Linked DNA regions of Homo sapiens: regions 2 and 3 are each linked to region 1. Evidence: chromatin contacts called from ENCODE Hi-C or POLR2A ChIA-PET data. All regions are on one chromosome and are shown on one strand. Each heading gives the region's core, a stretch centred on a gene start or an enhancer-like site at or near the end of the contact. The rest is flanking DNA. Distances are from core to core; before and after follow the strand shown.

Evidence for each region. A loop is a pair of places that touch in the nucleus more often than their neighbours do. ChIA-PET counts read pairs that join two places held with the same protein, here RNA polymerase II (POLR2A). Pooled maps may share reads with other maps.
Region 2: a map of naive thymus-derived CD4-positive, alpha-beta T cell shows a loop between it and region 1 (18-fold over the local background). The contact joins the promoter of POLA2 here to the promoter of ESRRA in region 1. A Hi-C loop is called at or near these places in 1 of 168 maps with a recorded cell type or tissue (naive thymus-derived CD4-positive, alpha-beta T cell) and 5 of 50 pooled maps. POLR2A ChIA-PET finds 5 or more read pairs at or near these places in 3 of 52 experiments (CD4-positive, alpha-beta T cell, T-cell and activated CD4-positive, alpha-beta T cell).
Region 3: a pooled map shows a loop between it and region 1 (3-fold over the local background). The contact joins the enhancer-like site here to the promoter of ESRRA in region 1. A Hi-C loop is called at or near these places in 5 of 50 pooled maps. POLR2A ChIA-PET finds 5 or more read pairs at or near these places in 3 of 52 experiments (MCF 10A, OCI-LY7 and activated CD4-positive, alpha-beta T cell).

The regions. Positions count from the first base shown.
Region 1 is chr11:64,304,078-64,307,331 of GRCh38, forward strand. It overlaps ESRRA (estrogen related receptor alpha), which reads left to right and starts at 1,447. Exons shown (of 7, transcript NM_004451.5): 1 at 1,447-1,659; 2 at 3,091-3,254. The coding sequence starts at 3,103. It overlaps CATSPERZ (catsper channel auxiliary subunit zeta), which reads left to right. Exons shown (of 5, transcript NM_001039496.2): 5 at 466-693. The coding sequence ends at 569. KCNK4-CATSPERZ (KCNK4-CATSPERZ readthrough (NMD candidate)) reads left to right here. Exons shown (of 11, transcript NR_133662.1): 11 at 466-692. RefSeq lists a silencer at 1,154-1,663 and an enhancer at 2,074-2,143.
Region 2 is chr11:65,260,486-65,263,739 of GRCh38, forward strand. It overlaps POLA2 (DNA polymerase alpha 2, accessory subunit), which reads left to right and starts at 1,477. Exons shown (of 18, transcript NM_002689.4): 1 at 1,477-1,886. The coding sequence starts at 1,808. RefSeq lists enhancers at 615-1,502, 1,497-1,746, 1,503-2,388.
Region 3 is chr11:64,847,209-64,850,462 of GRCh38, forward strand. No RefSeq gene overlaps it. Among named protein-coding and RNA genes, the nearest start is that of CDC42BPG, 4.2 kb to the left of the region's middle. RefSeq lists a silencer at 1-30 and an enhancer at 331-400. Within about 2 kb of position 1,628, at least 17 of the 41 ENCODE cell types and tissues checked have a DNase peak (open chromatin) inside an H3K27ac peak, as active enhancers do; they include OCI-LY7, where a contact is called at or near this core.

The DNA of each region.
Region 1 (3,254 bases), core at 197-2,696:
CTCCAGCTGAGGGAGGCTTTTCTGTGGCTGTTTCTCCACCTGCACAGTGGGATGACCGCCTTGGTGTGGCCTCGACTGCCTCTGGTTGGGGAGTTGTGAGGAGCCTTTGGACAGTGGATTATGTGGGTGAACTTTTGCTGCTGTGGTAGGAAAGCCCAGCGGTGATAAAGGGCCAGCTGATGGCTTAGAGTGGGTGGCTGGTCCAGAAGGTGGGCAAACTGCTCGCTACCACCGCCCTAGTTCAGGCCTGCAACCTCTTCCCTAGCCTTGACCTCATCCATCCTCCACCTTAACACTCAGCACCCTTAGAGATGCAAAGTTCCCCAGGCTAACACAGACCTGAGTGCCCTGCGCTACTGCTACCTCGAATCATCTGCGGTTCCTCGAATCACACATGCGGCGCCCCCTGGTGGGGAGACCTTTCGGTTGCTCACTGCCCTGAGCCGAGCTCTGCCCTCCTCCTAGGCTACCAGTTAGGGATCGGCAGGGACCACTTCCTGACTAAGGAGCTGCAGCGATACATCGAAGGGCTCAAGAAGCGCCGGAGCAAGAGGCTGTACGTGAATTAAAAACGCCACCTTGGGCTCGAGCAGCGACCCGAACCAGCCCCGTGCCAGCCCGGTCCCCAGACCCAAGCCTGACCCCATCCGAGTGGAATTTGAGTCCTAAAGAAATAAAAGAGTCGATGCATGGTCCGTGAGTCAGTGCAGGACAGCCCGCGTGAGGCGGACGCACGTGGCCCCGCCCTTCCCCGTGACCTTCATTCGGTCACCGCAGTGACCTTCATTCGGTCACCGCAGTGACCTTGAGCTTTCTCCGTCCGGGCCCTATCGGCCCTACCTTCCGGGACTCGCAATCCAGGACTTATTGCATGTTTTAAGTCGGCTTCACCCACCCCGAGTTCCGCAGCTCTGTGGGGCTACTGGGTCTACGGTTCGAGTGCTCAGTTGGTGTCGCTTTGGGGGAAGGGGGTAGGGGGAACGGGGCAGCACCTCCCTCCTCGCGACGGCGCGCTAGGCTCCGCCCCTCAAGCATAGGTAGCAGGTCCAGCCTCTCCGCTCGTCCCGCCCTTGCGTTTTCATCTGTAAGTGGTCTCTTGGCTCCGCGACTGCAGCCTGCACCGCCTCGCCCACTCCTCTCGCGCGCAGCAAGCCCCGCCTCCTCCGTTACGAAAGAGCGCTTCTGGCCCCACTTGCTCTCGGCTCTATTGTCCCCGCCCTCCGCGTCTCCGGCCCCGCCCCTCCCAGGGGCCGCGTACGCATGTGCGCCGCAGTGGCTCGGCGGGCTGCGGGGCGGGACCTGCACGAAGGCCCGCCCACTGGCGCTGCCGGCTCCGCCCCGACTCGTCCGGGCGCGCAGGCGCCGCCCGCCCCGCTGGTCTGATTAGCATAGGACCCCGGGCCCCGCCCCCTGCTTTGCATGCGCACGGCCGGCCCCACCCCCGCTGTCAGCTGGAGGAAGCGGAGTAGGAAGCGGCCGCGATGTCCTTTTGTGTCCTACAAGCAGCCGGCGGCGCCGCCGAGTGAGGGGACGCGGCGCGGTGGGGCGGCGCGGCCCGAGGAGGCGGCGGAGGAGGGGCCGCCCGCGGCCCCCGGCTCACTCCGGCACTCCGGGCCGCTCGGCCCCCATGCCTGCCCGACCGCGCTGCCGGAGCCCCAGGTCCGGGGGCGGAGGGGAGCGCTGCCGCGGGGGTGGGCGGGCGGGGCGCGGGGGCCATGTGCGAGCGCGGCAGGGAGGCGGGCGGGGCGGGCTGCAGGCGGGGTCCGACTCTGGGGCCAGTCCGGGCCACGGTTGGGACCCAGTCGAGGGTCGGACTGGTCAGGGTTCAGGCGGGATCCGGCGTCCGAGTCCTGGTGGGCCGGCCTGGGGCAGGATCTGGCTCTGGCTGCGGGTCCTGACTCGGGTCAGGGTTGGGCCTCCGATCCAGCCCGCTCCGGGGCAGGGTTCAATCCCGCATTTGCCGAAGTCCCTGGGGCTGGCCGGGGTGGAAGACGGGGAGGGCTCTATGTCTGGGAAGGGGCTCTGAAGACCACGTGGGGGCGCTCGAAGGGGCCTGGGGCCACCCTCCTCTCTGGGTCAAAGGTCATCGCACCGGCAGGGGAGAACTTCCTCCTCCTTGGCTCTCCCCACTTACTTCCTGATAACCTGGTAGAGGTCTCCCGCGGGCGGGGAGGGGGAGGCGTAGCAACTTTAGGCAACTTCCCAAAGGTGTGCGCAGGTTGGGGGCGGGACGCGGCGCCCCGGGAGGTGGCGGCCTCTGCGACAGCGGGAGTATAAGAGTGGACCTGCAGGCTGGTCGCGAGGAGGTGGAGCGGCGCCCGCCGTGTGCCTGGGACCGGCATGCTGGGGCAGGAGGGCAGCCGCGTGTCAGGTGTGAAAAGCTCTGGAGGTGTTTTCATGAGTCCGTGCCTGTGCGTGTGGATGTGGGGAGACCTAGTGAGAGTGTGTGTGATCATGAGCCTTGACTGAGTTCGTGGATGGGGTGTGCGCTCCAGGAGAAGTGTGTGAGCACAAGTGTGAGCAGGAGTGAGCACGGGTTTGGGAAGGCCGGTGCAAGTGTGAAAGCCCTCAGCAGAGAGCGAGCCTGCGTGGGCTTGTGGGGCTCCTGAGCACCCCGGTGAGTGGAGTGTGTGAACTCGGTGTGAGCACGTCCACTGGCCTTGGGTCTGCTCTCCAATGCAGAATACCCAGATGAGGGCAGGGTCTCAGAGGTCCCCCCAACATCTGGAGAAAACTGGGAAGTATCCTGCTCCTGGCTAGGGATTCCAGGTGGGGTTGAAGGTTGCCTGGGGGCTACGGTTACCCTGCTCCCTGGCCTGGGTGGGAGTAGGGGCTTTCTAAGCCTCCCCCAGGTTCCCAAGGGGGAGACCTGCTGTCAGTTACTGGCCCTGAAGACTCTGTTTCCATGGCAACAGCTAGGAGGGGGCAGTGTTCCTGGGCAGTCCTTCCTTGGACTCTGCCCCCCTTCTTCCCCACTTGCTGGGCTTGGAAGCCTGGCCCTAGGCCCGAGGTTGGGCAACCCGTGTGGCAGGGTGTCTCCCATCCCCCATACCAGTGCTTTCCTGCGAACCTATGGGTCTCTCCGTGCAGGTGACCAGCGCCATGTCCAGCCAGGTGGTGGGCATTGAGCCTCTCTACATCAAGGCAGAGCCGGCCAGCCCTGACAGTCCAAAGGGTTCCTCGGAGACAGAGACCGAGCCTCCTGTGGCCCTGGCCCCTGGTCCAGCTCCCACTCGCTGCCTCCCAGGCCACAA
Region 2 (3,254 bases), core at 227-2,726, 960 kb after region 1:
ACCACCGCCCGCTAATTTTTTGTAGAGAAGGGGTTTCGCCACGTTGCCCAGGCCGATCTTGAACTCCTGGGCTCAAGTTAAGGGAGGAGACCACCCCTCATATTGTCTTACGCCCAATTTCTGCCTCCAAAGAAAGAAAAAGTAAAACTAAAAGGCAGAAATGAAATCCACAAGCAGACAGCCCGGCCTCACACCCTAGGCTTGGTAAAGATGGACCCCTGACCTAATCAGTTATGTTATCTATAGATTACAGACACTGTATAGAAAAGCACTGTGAAAATCCCTATCCTGTTTTGTTCTGATCTAATTACTGGTGCATGCAGCCCCCAGTCACGTACCCCCTGCTTGTTCAATTGATCACGACCCTCTCAGGCGCACCCCCTTAGAGTTGTGAGCCCTTAAAAGGGACAGGAATTGCTCATTCGGGGAGCTCGGCTGGTGAGACAGGAGTCTTGCCGATGACCCCAGCCGAATAAACCCCTTCCTTCTTTAACTCGGGTGTCTGAGGAGTTTTGTCTGTGGCTCGTCCTGCTACAAAGTGATCCGCCTGCCTCGGCCTCCCAAATGCTGGGATTACAGGCGTGAGTGACCGCACCTGGCCTGGGATGGACATTTTAAAGGTTCCTGATACATATTGCTAAATTGTTTTCTCGAAACGCTCTATACCATCCCACCAGCATTGTATGACGCCTACGGTTGAGATTTTTGGCTCAAAGAATTACGGTGTATTTCAAGGGGAGAACCCTCTTCTCATCTTACCCCTAAACTCTATCCTTGAGTGACCTACCTTCACTCCCAAGCCTCCAGTCACCCACTGGGAATCTCTACCTGGAAATCCCAGAGGCACTCAAACTTAACGTGTCCAAAACTAAATTATCCGTCACCTTCCCACCTCATATCCCCCCAAATGCCCCAGATTCAGAAAACATACCCATCACTGTGGCTGGCACCACGGTGATAAGCACGATAATAACCATGGCAACCAGATTCCCTACTGAAGCCATTCTTTTAGGATGAACCAAGGGCACAACAGGCAGAGATGACAAGGGGAATGGAGAAGGGGGTACAGTAAGTTTTAGATAGTCGAAGGCACGCGCACGACAACGCCTGCGCACCACGGAACAGGGCAAAAGGGTGACAAACATGCGCCACTGAGTTTTATCGAGCAGCCGATGCCCAGAAAACAGGCATCCGCACACAGACTCAGTTTCCTTGTAGGCAACTCCCGGGCGTTGCGAGTCACAACCGGCATTCTCGCGCCGTGAGAGAGAACTGCGCAGCTGCTGACTGGCGGGCCGCCAGGCGCGTGCGTAGAGACGCCCACACGCCCGCTGATGCGCACGCGCCCTGGGCCGCGCGTGCGCGCGTGGGGTTCCGGAATGAGCCGGGGAAAGCAAGGGGAAGGTTTGGGGTTGGCTCCCGGTTTCGCGCATGCGTGCACTGCACAAACCATTTGGCGGGTTTTTCCGGCCACTCAGTTCTGCCACCGTCACTGAGAAGCTCAGCGGTAGCTTTTGGGAAGCAGGACGTTCTCACCAGGAGAGCGTCCTCTCGAGATTTCTGCTCCCTCCATTCAGGGCGTTTGGGAGCCACCCCTTCATTTTTTAAAAAAAGTATTTCTCTGTGACCGACGGCCGGGGCCTTCTGACGGTCTGAGGTCTTGCTTGGGCCAGTCACCTCCTGTCACGGTCCGCGGAGGGGGGAAGGATAAGAGGGCGAGGAGCTCATCGCTCGCCACCCCCGTGGGCTTCTTGGGCGCAGGTCGGAGCTGGGTGGGCCGGCTCCCCGGCCCCTGGCTTGGGCGACCATGTCCGCATCCGCCCAGCAGCTGGCGGAGGAGCTGCAGATCTTCGGCCTAGACTGCGAGGAGGCTCTAATTGAGAAATGTGAGTCCCGCACCCCTCCCGCCCTGCAGCCGTGCTCCACGCTCTCGCCCGAGTTCCTCGGCGCCTAGAACCGAAAGTGGAGCGCTTCCAATTTCCACTTCCCCTGGAGCAGAGTTCTCGGTGGCTGTGAGATGAAGAATCAAACTTGAGTTTTGAGATTTAGGATGTGGGGACTTTGAAATGCCCACCGGGTACCGCTTGGATGCCAAATCAAAAATAGGAATATGCAGCACGATTTTAAACCAACTCGAAGTTCCCGAAAGGCGGAATTGGGATGTGCTAGATAGAGACTAGGCACTGGTGGCACCTGAGTTTGGAAATTGTTGAAGCCCCGGTAACAAAGCAACAGATGTGGGGGTTTTGAAATGTAGCTTTTTATTCTTGGCTCCTCCCTTTCCAGCCTACACCTTAAACCTCTGCTGATCCATCAGTTATTTTATCATAGCTGTTGGTGGTCTGTGCAAATATGAATCCCTTGAGGTAGGTTCCTAAAATTGAATTTGAGCTGTGGAAGGAGCTTTAGGGAGCTTTACAGATGGAGAAACAGACAAGGAAAGCTAATTGCCTGAGCTGTCTGTGAAGCCAGGTGTCCTGCCTTGGAGTCCCGTGCTGCATCATACGGGTCCATCGTGTTGGTCAAGCTGTAGAGCAGTGTAAGGAGTCATTTGAAGCAAAGCCTGGGAGATGTGGAAGTTCTAGAATCGGTATGAATGTGCACCTGCCTTAACCACTCAACACTTTGAACTTCTTATATACAAAAAGATAACGAAACGTTAATTTATGGTGAGAAATTCCTTTCAGAAACCAGAATACTTCAAGTCTTCATGCCCAGTGCCTTCTCTCTCTCTCTTTTTTTTTTTTTTTTTTTTTGACAGTCTTGTTTTATCACCCAGGCTGGAGTGCAGTGGTGCAATCTCGGCTCACTTCAGCCTCCGCCTCCCAGGTTCAAGCGATTCTCCTGCCTCAGCCTCCCAAGTAGCTGGGATTACAGGCGCCCGCCACCAGGCCCGACTAATTTTTTTTTGTACTTTTAGTAGAGAAGGGGTTTCACCATGTAGGCCAGACTGCTCTCGAACTCCTGACCTCAAGTGATCCACCCACCTTGGCCTTCCAAAGTGCTGGGATTACAGGCATAAGCCAGCAGGCTCGGTCCTTCTCTTTTTAAAAGAAGACTAGCCAGGTGTGGTGGCTCACGCCTGTAATCCCAGCATTTTGGGAGGCCAAGGCAGGTGGATAATCTGAAGTCGAGAATTTGAGACCAGCCTGACCAACATGGAGAAACCCTGTCTCTACTAAAAATACAAAATTAGTCGGGCGTGGTGGCGCATGCCTGTAATCCCAGCTACTCAGGAGGCTGAGGCGGAAGAA
Region 3 (3,254 bases), core at 378-2,877, 540 kb after region 1:
ATTCTGAGCCCTCCTTATAGGGGCGGGGCAGGGGTGGAGCCCACAGGAGGTAGGAAGGGGCTTGCTCACTGAGGCCACACGGGGGCGCCAGAGACCAGAGGAGGGACAGGCGCTCCAGCCAGCATTAGGGAACCGGAGATAGGGAAGGGCTCCTGGGTGGGAAGATGGGCCTCTCCTCCGCTGCCCCTCGTGGACACCCCTGGTGAGGCCTCTGGGCCCTGCCTCACTCCCTGTGTGACCTCAGGCAAGTCCCTTAACCTCTCTGGTAAGTTCTCAGAAAGGTTCATCCCCAGCCATCTGTCCATCCCCACACAGTATAGCTGAGTGGACACTGAGTCCCAGGGCTGAGGCCAGGGCTGCACGGGGCAGGGCTGGGACTGGCATTCGGCACCTCCCGCCTCTCACACGTGATTCTTTCTGGTCCTTTATTAGTTTTTGTCACATCTGTCTTGTAAGCCTCAATTTCCTTGTCTGTAAAAGGGGGTTGGGTCCGGGCATGGTGGCTCATGCCTGTAAGCCCAGCATTTTGGGAGGCCGAGGTGGGAGGATCACTTGAGCCCAGAAGTTCAAGATCAGCCTGGGTGACATAGTGAGACCTCATCTCTACAAACGAACTTAAAAATTAGCTGAGTGTGGTGGTGAGAGCCTGTAGTTCCAGCTACTCGGGAGGCCAAGGTGGGCGGATCACTTGAGCCCAGGAATTCAAGACCAGCCTGGTCAACATGGCAAAACCCTGTCTCTACTAAAAATACAAAAATTAGCCTGGAATGGTGACACACACCTGCAGTCCCAGCTACTCGGGAGGCTGAGAAAGGAGAATCACTTGAACCTGGGAGGCAGAGCTTGCAGTGAGCTGAGATTGTGCCACTGCACTCCAGCCTAGGTGACAGAATGAGACCATGTCTCCAAAATAAATAAATAAATAAAAATAAAGGGGGAGGGTTGGGCCCCCTGCTCATTCCTTTGCAGCTCCAATGGAAGGAAGTCTGTAAAGGCTCAGTCTCTTTCTGAGCTTATTCCAGCCTTAGCAAGCAGCCAGGCCTCCAGCCCTGACTGCCCGAAGCAGCTCCAGGGCATGGCACCATGTTGGCTCAGCAGATCTGTTTTCTGATCCTGTGGGGCCAGACCACTAGGGCCACAGCAGCCTTGACACGCTCCCCACAGAGCCCTGAGCATGGCACAGCCCAAGGCCCAGCTCACAGGGATGGGTGAGTCTTGACAGGAGACACCCCCGAGAGCCTCAGTCACACCCTGTCCAGGCAGTCAGGCCACCCTCTTTCCTTTCCTTCTCACCAGGGTACCTTCATTCAAATGCCTCCTCCATGGTCGACTACTCCCCAGGTGCAGGAGGGCTCAGCTACCCCCCGCAGCCTCTCACTCATCCCGCAAGCCCCTTGGTACTGAGGGACATCACTAGCTCTCTCACCCAGCTCTGTGGGGAGCACTCATGCTGATAACAGCTTGCAAGTGTAAGGGGCCTCTTGGTAACTTAAAGTGACTTTAGATCTATTATCTTCACAAGGGCCACACTAGGAGAGAGTTATTACCCTCCTTTATAGACTAATGCATGGAAGCTGGGGAGGGAGGTGGTGCCAGCCTTGAGCTCCTTCCTTGAGTGCAGACTCGCCCTGCAGAGGGCAGGTGTGTTGGGGCAGGGAGAGGACCTGAGAACCCAGCATGAGGAAGTGGCAGGGAACCCTGTGTCTGCCCCCAAGGGCATAGCCCTCTGTGGCTGGGAGCCCAGACACAAGGCAGGTTGCCCAGGTCTGTGGCATCCTGGCCACATTGGAGGGCTGCTGAGCCCAGGGTTGGAGCGCCCCCTTCCTCAAAGTCCTGAGAATCAGCCTTCAGGGGAAGGCCTAGGATGAGAGTCTCCAGCCGTGGCCTCGGGAAGCAGCTCCCACCAGATGGTTCTTCAGGGCTGGCAGGAATGGCGGCCGCCCCCTGCCCTTAGCCACTCTGGAAACGTGCACATGGCATAGTGGCCCGCTCCTACCCAGGAGGTCAGGACATGAGAGGCTGGCCTTGGGTCCTGCAGCCCTGCCCGCTGCTGACCAGGCGTGGGGCCTTGGGTAGATCTCTTCCTCACTCTCTGGACGCTGTCTTTTTGTGTATAATGGAGAACTGCACCTGTTCAGGTGTGAGAGACAAATGAGCTTCCCAGTATGGCCACCAATGGCCGTCCCAACCTTTCTCTGAAGGAGCACGGGCGGCAATGTGATTGGAGCCGGGGAGCTCCCTAAGCCCACCCTTGAGCCTCAGATGCCTGGCTCTTATTTGAAGGTGCGTCTGTTGGGATGGCTTTGGGAAGGAGCTGATGCAAATGCTAGGGGTGTGGACCCCCCAGTCCCCCAGCTAGTCCTGGCAGCCCCCTCCCCAACCCCATCTGCCCAGCACCAGGGGCGTGTCCTATGAAAAGTCCAAAGCTCCAAATGGGTGGACATATGGTGGTTTCATCATCCTGGTTTTTCTTCCAAAAACCTTCCCTGCAGTGTTCCAACAAGCCATAGGGGCTCCCACGCTCTGCAGCGGCTGCAGCCCCATGTGGTTTTACAATTATCAGTCCCTCTGGGTGCACAGGAAGCCAGGCCCGAGCCCACTTGGCCACCACCTCACTAGCCTACAGGCGCCACTGAGTCTGGGAGCTGCTTCAGGGAAGGGAGGGGCTGGCCTGTTTTGTTCTGGGTATTGGGTGAGGTGCCCTGCTCCCTGCACCCCACCCGACTAACCTCCTTGGGGTGCTTGGCAAAGGCCGCTCAAGGTGGGTGTCCTCGGGCTCTGCCTCTGTGGGCCACATCTGTTCCTGAATTAAGGCTTGAGGAAATGGCCTCAGTGGGGGAAGAGATCTGGCTAGAGTGGCAGAGCTGGGAGTTGAACTCAGGGCGGTCTCCCCAAGGCTGCCCTCCACGTGCTGCCAGACCTGGTGCGCTTTTAACACAGGAGTGGTGGCCGGATGTTCTCACCTCCCAACTCTCACCACCTTGCTGGCCGTGGCCGGGCAAGTCCTATGACTAGCCCATTTGATTTATTTTATGTATTTATTTTTGAGACGTAGTCTTGCTCTGACGCCCAGGCTGCAGTGCGATGGTGCGATCTTGGCTCACTGCAAACTCTGCCTCCTGGGTTCAAGCGATTCTTGTGCCTTGGCCTCCCAAGTAGCTGGCATTATAGGCGAGAGCCAGCACATCTGGCTAATTTTTGTATTTTTAGTAGAGACAGGGTTTCACCGTATTGGCCAGGCTGGTCTCAAACTC